2 separate regions of the Homo sapiens genome follow, and region 2 is linked to region 1. Evidence: chromatin loops called from intact Hi-C (ENCODE). Cell type or tissue: HepG2. All regions are shown on one strand. Links, peaks and the distances in the headings refer to the core of each region. The heading gives the core; the rest is flanking DNA. Region 1 has its middle 31 kb from the start of ECRG4. Region 2 has its middle 150 kb from the start of NCK2.

The links. A loop is a pair of places that touch in the nucleus more often than their neighbours do. Peaks named below come from ENCODE experiments on the same cell type or tissue, not always from the same donor. Only the 100,000 strongest peaks of a DNase experiment are listed, where the experiment ranks them.
Region 2: a loop joins it to region 1, with 9 times the contacts of the local background. A loop is called at or near these places in 1 of 110 quality-filtered maps.

What each region holds. Positions count from the first base shown.
Region 1 is chr2:106,032,362-106,037,860 of GRCh38, reverse strand. No RefSeq gene overlaps it. Among named protein-coding and RNA genes, the nearest start is that of ECRG4, 31 kb to the left of the region's middle. In HepG2, for the core only: a CTCF peak has its summit at 418; a DNase peak (open chromatin) is centred at 3,320; H3K27me3 peaks cover 1,083 bases.
Region 2 is chr2:105,894,486-105,899,738 of GRCh38, reverse strand. No RefSeq gene overlaps it. Among named protein-coding and RNA genes, the nearest start is that of NCK2, 150 kb to the right of the region's middle. In HepG2, for the core only: a CTCF peak has its summit at 2,773 (motif pointing left); a DNase peak (open chromatin) is centred at 2,768.

The DNA.
Region 1 (5,499 bases), core at 270-5,269:
GAGGAAGTGCATGGAGGCCCTTCCAGCTTTTTCATATTTCCAAGCAAATCCAACTGCTGCTCATTCAAAGTCCCTCTATGTATACATGGGGGCAGGCCGGATGGCAGTGGGGCTGACAGGCAGACATCTGAGTGTTCACTCAGATCTGAACCTTACATCAATGCTTCTCAAAGTGGAGTCACTGGACCCACAGCCTCTGCATCACCTGGGAACTTGTTAGAAATGCCAAATTTTGGATTCTACCCCAGACCTCCTGGATCAGAGACCTGAGGTAGTTTTAAAAGGCCTCCAGGGGATTCTGATGCTGGCCCTTCATAGCTCAAGTTTGAGCAAGGGACCTTGGAGGAAAAGATAAGGCCTGGGATTGGATCCTGGAGCAGGGGTTCTCAGCGCTGGCTGCAGATTCTAACCACTGGGGGGCCTTTGAAAAGTAGTGCATAAATCAGAGCCTCTGGGGATGGGGCCCAAGCAAGGAAAGCTTTTTTTTTTTAAGTTCCCAGGTGATTCTTACCTGCAATTAGCTTTCAGAGCTGCTCACAGTGCACAACAGCCACCCCACTCTTTGGCCTTGTGGGGAAGAATTGGGACTCACAAAATCAGTGTTTCTGAAACTTAGGACAGCATCAGAATCACCTGGAGAGTCTAAGACACAGATTCCGAGGCCCGCCCTCAAGTCACTCATGTAGTCTGGGGTAGGGCCTGAGACTTGGCATTTCTAACACATTTCAGGGTGACGTTGATGCTTTCGGTCCAGGAGCCACGCTTGGAGGAATGTTGCATTCATGCATGAGTTTTTAAATTATTATTATACTTTAAGTTCTGGGATACATTATGCAGAACGTGCAGGTTTGTTACATAGGTATACACACGTGCCATGGTGGTTTGCTGCATCCATCAACCCATTATCTACATTAGGTATTTCTCCTAATGTTATCTCTCCCTTAGCCCCCACCCCCCAACAGGCCCTGGTGTGTGATGTTCCCCTCCCTGTGTCTATGTGTTCTCACTGTTCAGCTCCCACTTATGAGTGAGAAAATCATGTATGATTTTAATACCAACAGCGTACTCAGAATACCTTTCCCAGAGCAAGTTAAAACCACAGAGCCTAAAAGCCTTAGAAATTACTTGATTTGCTTCTTTCCCCTGAGTTTGTTTTTTAGGGCAAATGCCATTGGAACTTAGCTGTTGGTATTATGGTGTTCATGACTTACAGATGCAAGAAACCTTGTAGAGATGGAGTTTGAAAGGATAGTGAAGGGAGAAGGTCATTGAAAATAGGTGGGCTGGGGAAAGAAAACCAGAAATGACCCTAGACTGCTTCACAACTTTGCCAGTGTCTGACCATGGTTTCAGAGGGTAGGGGAAGAGGGAGAGAAGCAGTAGCAGTGATTCAGCATGATGCTCTTGATTTAGTAACTAACCCTCCAATGTTCTGAGATAGCACTCAACTTTTTGTTATTAAGATAATTTTCAGTTTGAGTCAACAATTTAAATCAGCATCTCTCCAGACGTCACCTGGTGTTCCTCTCTGCGCCTTGACAGGTAGGTCCCATTGCCTTGAAATCCTCCATCCCAGGACCAGGGTTGAGTTGCCCTACTGAGTATTTCTGTTAATTCCCAAAAAACTTCAATCCTTGTAGGTCTTTATTAAATAAAATGGCTTAAAAGTTTTGACTTCTTAAATTCCTCTTTCTTTACCCCAATGCAAAACTCAGCCTCTTCATCAGTTTTCTATTAAAATTTTAAAAATTCACACCCACCAAGAGTTTGATTGATTAAGGAGGCTTTGCTGAAGAAGGAAGGTTTCTCACATCTCATCACAATTTTCCTACCACTCTCCGCTTGACTTCCTGGGCCTTCCCTCTCCCAATTCTTATTTGCATTCCTTTCATGAGCAAAACTTATCCTGTACAAAACATATCCTTCTTTTTATCTCATATCTAGGGGATGAGGTTTCGCCTTTTGCAGTAGGGAGCATGGAGGCTCAGCCTGGATTCCAGAAGCACTCATCAAACACATCTTCCAAATTCATTGTTAGATTTTTGACACAATTCAGAGAATTTCTGGTGAAAAAAATTTTTCTTTACCTTGGCATAAATGTTAGCTATATTTATCCATTCCACTTTAAATCAACTTTATATTTTAAAATTGTTTTAGATGTACAGGAAGTTGCAAAGCAAACACAGAGAGTTTTTACAGCCCCACACCCAGTTTCTCCTATTGTTAATATCTTACATTCCTATAGCACATTTGTCACAATTAATGAACTAACACTGACGCGTAGTTATTATTAATTAAGTCCAGGCTTTACTCAGATTCCCTTCGTTTTTGTTTTGTTTTGTTTTTTAGACGGAGTCTCGCTCTGTTGCCCAGCCTAGAGTGCAATGGTGTGATCTTGGCTCACTACAACCTTCGCCTCCTGGGTTCAAGCAGTTTTCCTGCCTCGGCCTCCTGAGTAGCTGGGATTACAGGTGCCTGCCACCATGCCCAGCTAATTTTTGTATTTTTAGTAGAGATGGGGTTTCACCATGTTGGCCAGGCTAGTCTCGAACTCCTGACCTCAAGTGATCTGCCCGCCTCAGCCTCCCAAAGTGCTGGGATTATAGGCATGAGCCACTTGCCCAGCCCCCCCTTCGTTTTTATATAATGTCTGTCTTCTGTCCCAGGATCCCATCCAGGATATATTATATTAAGTTGTCGTGTCTCCTTTGGCTCCTCTTGGCTCTGACAGTTTCTTAGACTTTGCTTGTCTTTGGTGACCTCTCCAGTTTTAAGGAGTGCTGGTCAGGTATTTTGCAGAAGGTCCTTCAATTTACTTTTGTCTGACATGTTTCTTATGATTAGACTGGGGTTAGGATTTTGGGAGGAAGATCTCAGAAGTAAAATGCCATTCTCACTGCATCACATCAAGAGTCCATACATCAGCATGACTTGTCGCTGTTGATGCTAGTCTTCATGACCTGGCTGAGGCAGTCTCCGTCTCAACCCTGACATTTTCCACACCGTACTCATTGGAAGGAAGTCACTAGGCTCAGCGTACAGTTACTTGTGGGAAGTTATGTCCCACCTCTTTGAGAAGCAAGTATCTACATAAATTATTTGAAATTCTGAATAGGAGTTTTGTCTATTCTACCCTGTGTATTTAGCTATTCAATCCCTTATTTATCTAACTACAAACACACTGTTGTTGTTATTTTATACTTTGGGTTATAATCCAAATTACATTATTTACTTTGTTGCTCAAATTGTTCTGGGTTTGGCCATTGGGAGCCCTTTCTGTTGGCTCCTGTGTTCTTTTGATGTAATCCCAGGCTTTTGTGGGTTTTTCTATTTGTTTTGTTTGTTTGTTTTGAGATGGAGTCTTGCTCTGTCACCCACTCCAGGCTGGAGTGCAATGGCGCAATCTCAGCTCACTGCAACCTCAGCTCACTGCAACCTCTGCCTCCCGGGTTCAGGTGATTCTCCCACCTCAGCCTCCCAAGTAGTTGTGATTACAGGCATCCCCCACCATACCCGGCTAATGTTTTTGTATTTTTAGTAGAGACAGAGTTTCACCATGTTGGTCAGGCTGGTCTTGAACTCCTGACCTCAAGAGATCCACCTGCCATGGCCTCCCAAGTGCTGCGATTACAGGCCTGAGCCACCACGCCCGGCCACATGCTTTTGTTTTCTGAGGTCCTTCTTATCTTCTGTGATTATAAGAGGTTCCAAGTTCATCTCCAGGTGCATTTCCCACCACAGTCTTAAACTCAGCCATTTCTCCAAGGAGCTCTGGTTCCTTTAATGGCATTAGAAACCAAAATCAGGGTGATGAGTTAGCTTGTCATTACCAGGGTTCATTGATTCTAGGCCCTTTCAGCAGACAGAGTTTGGAAATATATGAGGGTGGGTCTACCTGTGTGTGCACACATATCCAGAATTATTTCCATAATTATTGATCTGTATCTACGTTAAGCTAAACATGAGTCTAGACTAATGTCTCACACAGAGAACCACATGGTTCATTCTAGGCATTCCCTTGGCTTTCTGTAACCATTTACTCCAATAGAGAGAAACCTGCCTCCCACCATCCATCATCTTTTACTAATAGTCTTAATCCAAGTATACATGTAGAGAAGTATCAAAATTGTTAACCCAAAGCACATAAGAAACAACTTTATCAGCTGGAGTATAGTACTTCTGTATTGTTTCTTTTGTCTTTAGTCCTGCAGGCTCCACTCATTTCCAAGTTACTCAGATCATCACCTTTTCTCCTGCCTCCTTCAGTGAGGTTATGCCACATTGTAATACAGTTAGATTGTTTTGCCACAGGCTGGATTCCATCCTGGGATTACCAATCTCCCAACTGATAAATTCATAGTGTCATGTCTCCACAACTACAGTGCCTTATGAAATAATTTCACGGCTGTAAAACAATTCTGGGTGCTTTCCCTATTCCTCCCCTCTTCTTCCCCAATCCCCTGATGAACATAAATCTGTTTTCTATCTCTGTAACTCTTCCCTTACTAGAATATCATAAAATGAAATCATACAGTATGCAGTCTATTCATGCTGCCTCCTTTCACTTAGCAATATGCATTCAAGATTCATCCACATTGTTGTTTGGACTGAGGGTCCATTCCTTTTTAATTGTTAAATAGTATTCCATTGTATGGATATACCATAGATTGCTTATTCATTCACCTGTTAAAGGACATCTCAGTTACTTCCATGTTTTGGCAATCATCGATAAAGCTGCTATAAACATTTGAGTGCAAGTTGTTGTGCAGATATAAGTTTTCACATCAGTCGGGTAAATACTTTGGAGTGCAATTGCTGCATTATATAGTGAGAGTATGCTTAGCTTTGTAGAAACTGTCAGACTGTCTTCCAAAGTGGCTGTACCATTTCTCTTTCCCACCAGCAGTGAATGAGACTTCCTGTTGCTCCATATCCTCACCAGAAATTGCCATTGTCAGCTTCTGGGATTTTCGCCATTCTAATAGATGTATACTTGTGTCCCATTGTTGTTCATTCCACTTTTAAAAATCCACATTGGAGCATGGCCAATTTGGAAACAATTTTTCACTGGCCCTGGATTTGATGTTGCTTTTTTTTTTTCTTTGAGATGGAGTTTCACTCTTGACGCCCAGGCTGGAGTGTAGTGGCCCATGTTCTCAGCTTACTGTAACCTCCACCTCCGGGGCTCAAGCAATTCTCCTGCCTCAGCCTCCTTAGTAGCTGGGATTATAGGCGCCCGCCACAATGCCTGGCTAATTTTTTTGTATTTTTAGTAGAGATGGGGTTTCAGCATGTTGGCCAGGCTGGTCTCGAACTCCTGACCTCAGGTGATCCACCCCCCCTCTGCCTCCCAAAGTGCTGGGATTACAGGCATGAGCCACCGTGCCCAGCTGACATTTTTTTTTAAAGATAAGATTTTACGTGTCCTTTGCAGCGACATGGATGCAGCTGGAAGCCATTATCCTCAGTGAATTAACACAGGAACAGAAAACCAAACAC
Region 2 (5,253 bases), core at 254-5,253, 140 kb after region 1:
ACAAAAAAAGCCCAGGACCAGATGGATTCACAGCTGAATTCTACCAGACATACACAGAAGAGCTGGTACCCATTCCTACTGAAACCATTCTAAAAAATTGAGTAGGAGGGACTCCTAACTCATCTATAAGGCCAGCATCACCCTGATACCAAAACCTGGCAGAGACACAACAAAAAAAGCAAACTTTAGGCCAGTATCCTTGATAAATATTGACACAAAAATCCTCAACAAAATACAGGCAAACCAAATCCAACAGCACATCAAAAAACTTATCCACCATGATCAAGTAGGCTTTATCCCTGGGATGCAAGGTTGGTTCAACATACGCAAATGAATAAATGTGATTCATCACATAAACTGAACTAAAGACCAAAGACAATTATCTCAATAGATGCAGAAAAGGCTTTCAATAAAATTTAACACAACTTCATGTTAAAAACTCCCAATAAATGAGGTATTGAGGGAACATACCTCAAAATAAGTGATCTATGACAAACCGACAGCCTATATCATATTGAATGGGCAAAAGCTGGAAGCATTGCCCTTGGAAACTAGCACAAGACAAGGATGCCCTCTCTCCTATTTAACATAGTATTGAAAGTTCTGGCCAGAGCAGTCAGGCAAGAGAAAGAAATAAAGGGCATCCAAATAGGAAGAGAGAAGTCAAACTATCCCTGTTTGCAGATGACATGACCCCATATCTAGAAAAACCCATAGTCTCAGCCCAAAAGCTCCTTCAGCTGATAAACAACTTCTGCAAAGATCCTTCAGCTTATAAACAACTTCTATAAAGTCAACATACAAAAATCACTAGCATTCTTACACACCAACAACAGTCAAGCCAAGAGCCAAATGAGCAACAGAATCCCATTCACAATTGCCACAAAAAGAATAAAATACCTAGGAATACAGCTAACCAGGGAGGTGAAAGAGCTCTACAAGAAGACCTGCAAAACACTGCTTAAAGAAATGACACCAACAAATGGAAAAAAAATTCATGCTCCTGGATAGGAAGAATCAATATTGTTAAAATGGCCATACTGCCCAAAGCAATTTATAGATTCAGTGTTGTTCCTATTAAACTGCCATTGACATTATTTACGGAACTATAAAAAAACATTTTAAAATTTATATGGAACCAAAAAAGAGCTGAAATAGCCAAGGCAATCCTAAGCAAAAAGAAGAAAGCTGGAGGCATCATGCTACCTGACTTCAAACTATACTACAGGGCTACAGTAACCAAAACAGCATGGTACTGGTAAAAAAAAAAACCAGACATATAGACCAATGGAGGAACAGAATAGAGAGCCAAAGAATAAGGCCACTACACATGCAACCATCTGATTTTTGACCAAGTTGACAAATGACAAGCAATGGGGAAAGGACTCCTTATTCAATAAATGCTGCTGGGATAACCGGCTGGCTGGTGAAGAAGATTGAAACTGGATCCCTTCCTTACACCATATACAAAAATCAACTCAAGATGGATTAAAGACTTAACATGTGAAACCCAAAATTATAAAAACTCTGGAAGACAACCTAGGCAATACCACTCTGGACATAGGAACAGGCAAGGATTTCATGACAAAGATACCAAAAGCAATTGCAACTAAAGCAAAAGTTGACAAATGAGATCTAAATAAACTAAAGAGCTTCTGCACAGCAAAAGAAACTATCCACAGAGTAAACAGACAACCTACAGAATGGCAGAACATTTTCGCAAATTCTGCATCTGACAAAGGTCTAATATTCAGTATCTATAAGGAACTTAAACAAATTTACAAGAAAAAAACCCACCTCAATAAAAAGTGGGCAAAAGACATGAACAGACACTTTTCAAAATAAGACATACATGTGGCCAACAAACATGAAAAAAAGCTCAGCATCACTGGTCATTAGAGAAATGCAAACCAAAACCACAATGAGATACCATCCCACACCAGTCAGAATGGCTACTATTAAAAAGTCAAAAAAGAACAGATGCTGGTGAGGTCACAGAGAAAAAGGAACACTTTTACACTGTTAGTGGGAATGTAAATTAGTTCAATCATTGCAAAAAGCAGTGTGGTGATTCCTCAAAGACCTAAAAACAGAACTACCATTTAACCCAGCAATCTTATTAGCAGGTAAATATCCAAAGGAATATAAATTGCTGTATCATAAAGATACATGCACACATATGTTCATTGCAGCATTATTCACAATAGCAAAGACATGGTATCAACCTAAGTGCCCACTAATTGTAGACTGGAAAAAGAAAATGTGGTACATACACACCACGGAATACTATGCAGCCATAAGAAAGAACAAGATCATGTCCTTTGCAGGGACATGGATGGAGCTGGAGGCCATTATCCTTAGCAAACTAATGCAGGAACAGAAAACCATAGACAGCATGTTCTCACTTGTAAGTGGGAGCTAAATGATGAGAATACATGGACACAGAGGGGAACCACACACACTGGGGCCTACTGGAAGGTGGAGGCTGGGAAGAGGAAGGGGATTAGAAAAAATAATTGGTAGTAGGCTTAGTACCTGGGGAACAAAATAGTCCGTACAACAAATCCCTATGACACAAGTTTACCTACCTAACAAACCTGTACATGTCCCCCTGAACTTACAAGTTATAAAAAAAAAAAAAAAGATGACTGCCCTGTTGCCCTGCAAATCAGAGTCTGAGGAACAGCACAAGAAGGAGCACATTTCCTAATGGCTGGAGGTCCAATGGGCTACACTCAGGAACGGCCGGCTTCCTCAGCAGTGGGAATGCCATCTGCTGGGGGTAGGGGGGAACACAGGTTTTCTGGACACTAGTTGGCTTACTGAACTTTTGCCCAATGCTCAATAGCCACTGTGTCACTTGGGCTGAGAATGTTCCAGCGGGAGGTTCTCATGAGGGGGTTTAGACCTGACTTTGGGTTCTACTCTCATCTACTTGAAGCCTGCGGGGAACATCCCAACATTTGTGGAATACTGGTTGGTTTAATGGACTTCTTTTTCCCACCATCCCACCCTGCTCCCAACCCCTAAGGAGAAAACAAAGATACTTCCTACCCTGAAGAGGATCATTTTTAGGGATGTGAATTCACCAACCACTGCAGGTAAGAAGGCCAGTGCTGAGTATGGCTGAGTGTGGCTTTTGGTTTGGGCTTCTAATTTAAGAAAGACAGCTCAACAGTTTGTTGAAGCAACCTCCCTTCAACACTCGAGGAGTCTTAAGCTTTAAGAAGCAGGGGTGCATTGGCCCTAAGACTGCTAGGGAAGGATCACACTGACGGTCTGAGGCAGTCGGCTCTTCAGGGGGGCCCTGAGGAAGCCCCTGGCTAACAGGGCACCAATGAGTTAGTTCCAAGTGAGAAAAATGTTGAGTAGATCCCTTGACACACGCAGGCCACCCCCAAAGGCATCTGTCACTGTTAGGTAGCACTTGCACAAGCACCCTCAACAGGGCAGCCCCATTTGACTCGGGAGCAAACACATTCAGAGATGCTGAGTAATTTGCTTGAAGTCCCAGGGCCGGTAAGGACAGCTAGGCACTGCCATCGTGCCTGGCTTAAACAGGTAACCAAAGCCTGCAATGCCGCTCCTCAGGAGAGCAGCCAGCATGTGGCAAGACGTTAGAAACGAAATAACCACATCAATGACACAGATGCCAACAATAAACAGTGCTGCATTCTAGTAAGAAAAGGCCAAAACCAGACTCATGTTTATTGAAATGTAAGATTTAAATAATACTTTCAAACTTTTCTATCCTTTCAGTTCTGAACTTTGGTCTTAAGAAATTACTTTGGTATTCTGGTGTTGAGCAGTAGGAATTGTAGAAAAGTAGATTGTAAACTGGTTAGCACATAGAAAGCAAGACACAGTTGAACTAGCACTGAAAATGATTTGGAAACATTGGTTTCAGCCATTATAAAGACTAGAAGATTTTAATTTGTGATGCAGTTTGGGAAAAAAGTTGGCCAGTTGTAGCTCACAAGAAACATCATTTAATGGCACTGGGCCATAAACCATACGTGACGGTCTTGGTGGTTACGTGCCAGCAGGATGGCACGATGTTTACCTAAAAGGCATATTTAGATACAAACAAGTGAGCAAAGTTACCTGAGTGCAGAATGACTAACCTTTATTGTCCCTTGCTGTCTGTGCAAAGAGGCAACAGAACAGCAAAACAAGATCTGTCCAGGAAGATTGATGGCATTGGCCCGCCTGGCCAGAGCATCAGTGGCCACACTCCAAGCGACGTGGGGACCCTGCCTGGACCTCCCACTCTGACTAGTGGCTCATCACGGGACTATCAATTCACCCTCCAGTGGTCCATCTGACATCCTGGGGTGCCGGTTCCTTAATATAAAAATACTAATCTTGACCTCCTGCAGGCAGACAGAGGACGCCCACAAGCCAGCATGTGACAAGACTGAAAATAACTGTCACCTACAACTATGAGCCTTAAGTAAGTTCCTGAAGCCAAAATGTACATCTGTCTTTGGTCCTTTAGTTGCTCGGCTATACCTGAATTGCTATGTGTACATCAAAGTCATTCAGCTGTCCAGGCACTCAATATTTAGTGGGATTCCAGCATCAGGTCAAAATGTCATTCTCATTAGTGAGACCCGAAAGAGTCTGGAGGGACTGGTTTTTCCCTGGATGTATTCTGTCTCATGTAATGATCTCCCTCACCTGAATGTCTATTCACAATGACTGGGTGCCACCAACCTCAGGTACAAGACACCAGAGTTCTAATTTATTGTAATCTAAGGCAGCAGCAAAAAGATACAATTTCCTCACAGGGAACTCGCATGGCAGAGTAAGTGTGCAACACCTCGCTTCTCCCGAACACCTTCCTACGCTGGGGTTGGAAGGGTCCAGCGCTAGTGCAGATCCTTGGCTGTGCATCCTGGCTCCACCATGCAGCAGCCACATGTTGGGTGCACTGCCTGTAGACCTCACTTTCCCCATCTATAAAATGGGGATGATAGCAGGTCCCACCTCATGGGGCTGTGATGAGGAACAAATGGGGGCGCAGTGCATGGTGCAGAGGGAGCGCTTGATACGTGATTGGCCTAGGAGGGCACAAATGCCAAGTCATGTGACTCTGCACCCCCAGGGCCTGGCACATCAATATAAATGCTCCCGATCAAGAGGACAAATCGAGAGTTAGTCGTGGGGGACACATGGTGTGAGAGCGCTGGCTGCCAAGAGTTCAGCAACATATTTCTAAACAAATATTTTCCAAAGAGCAAAGTTCAGACC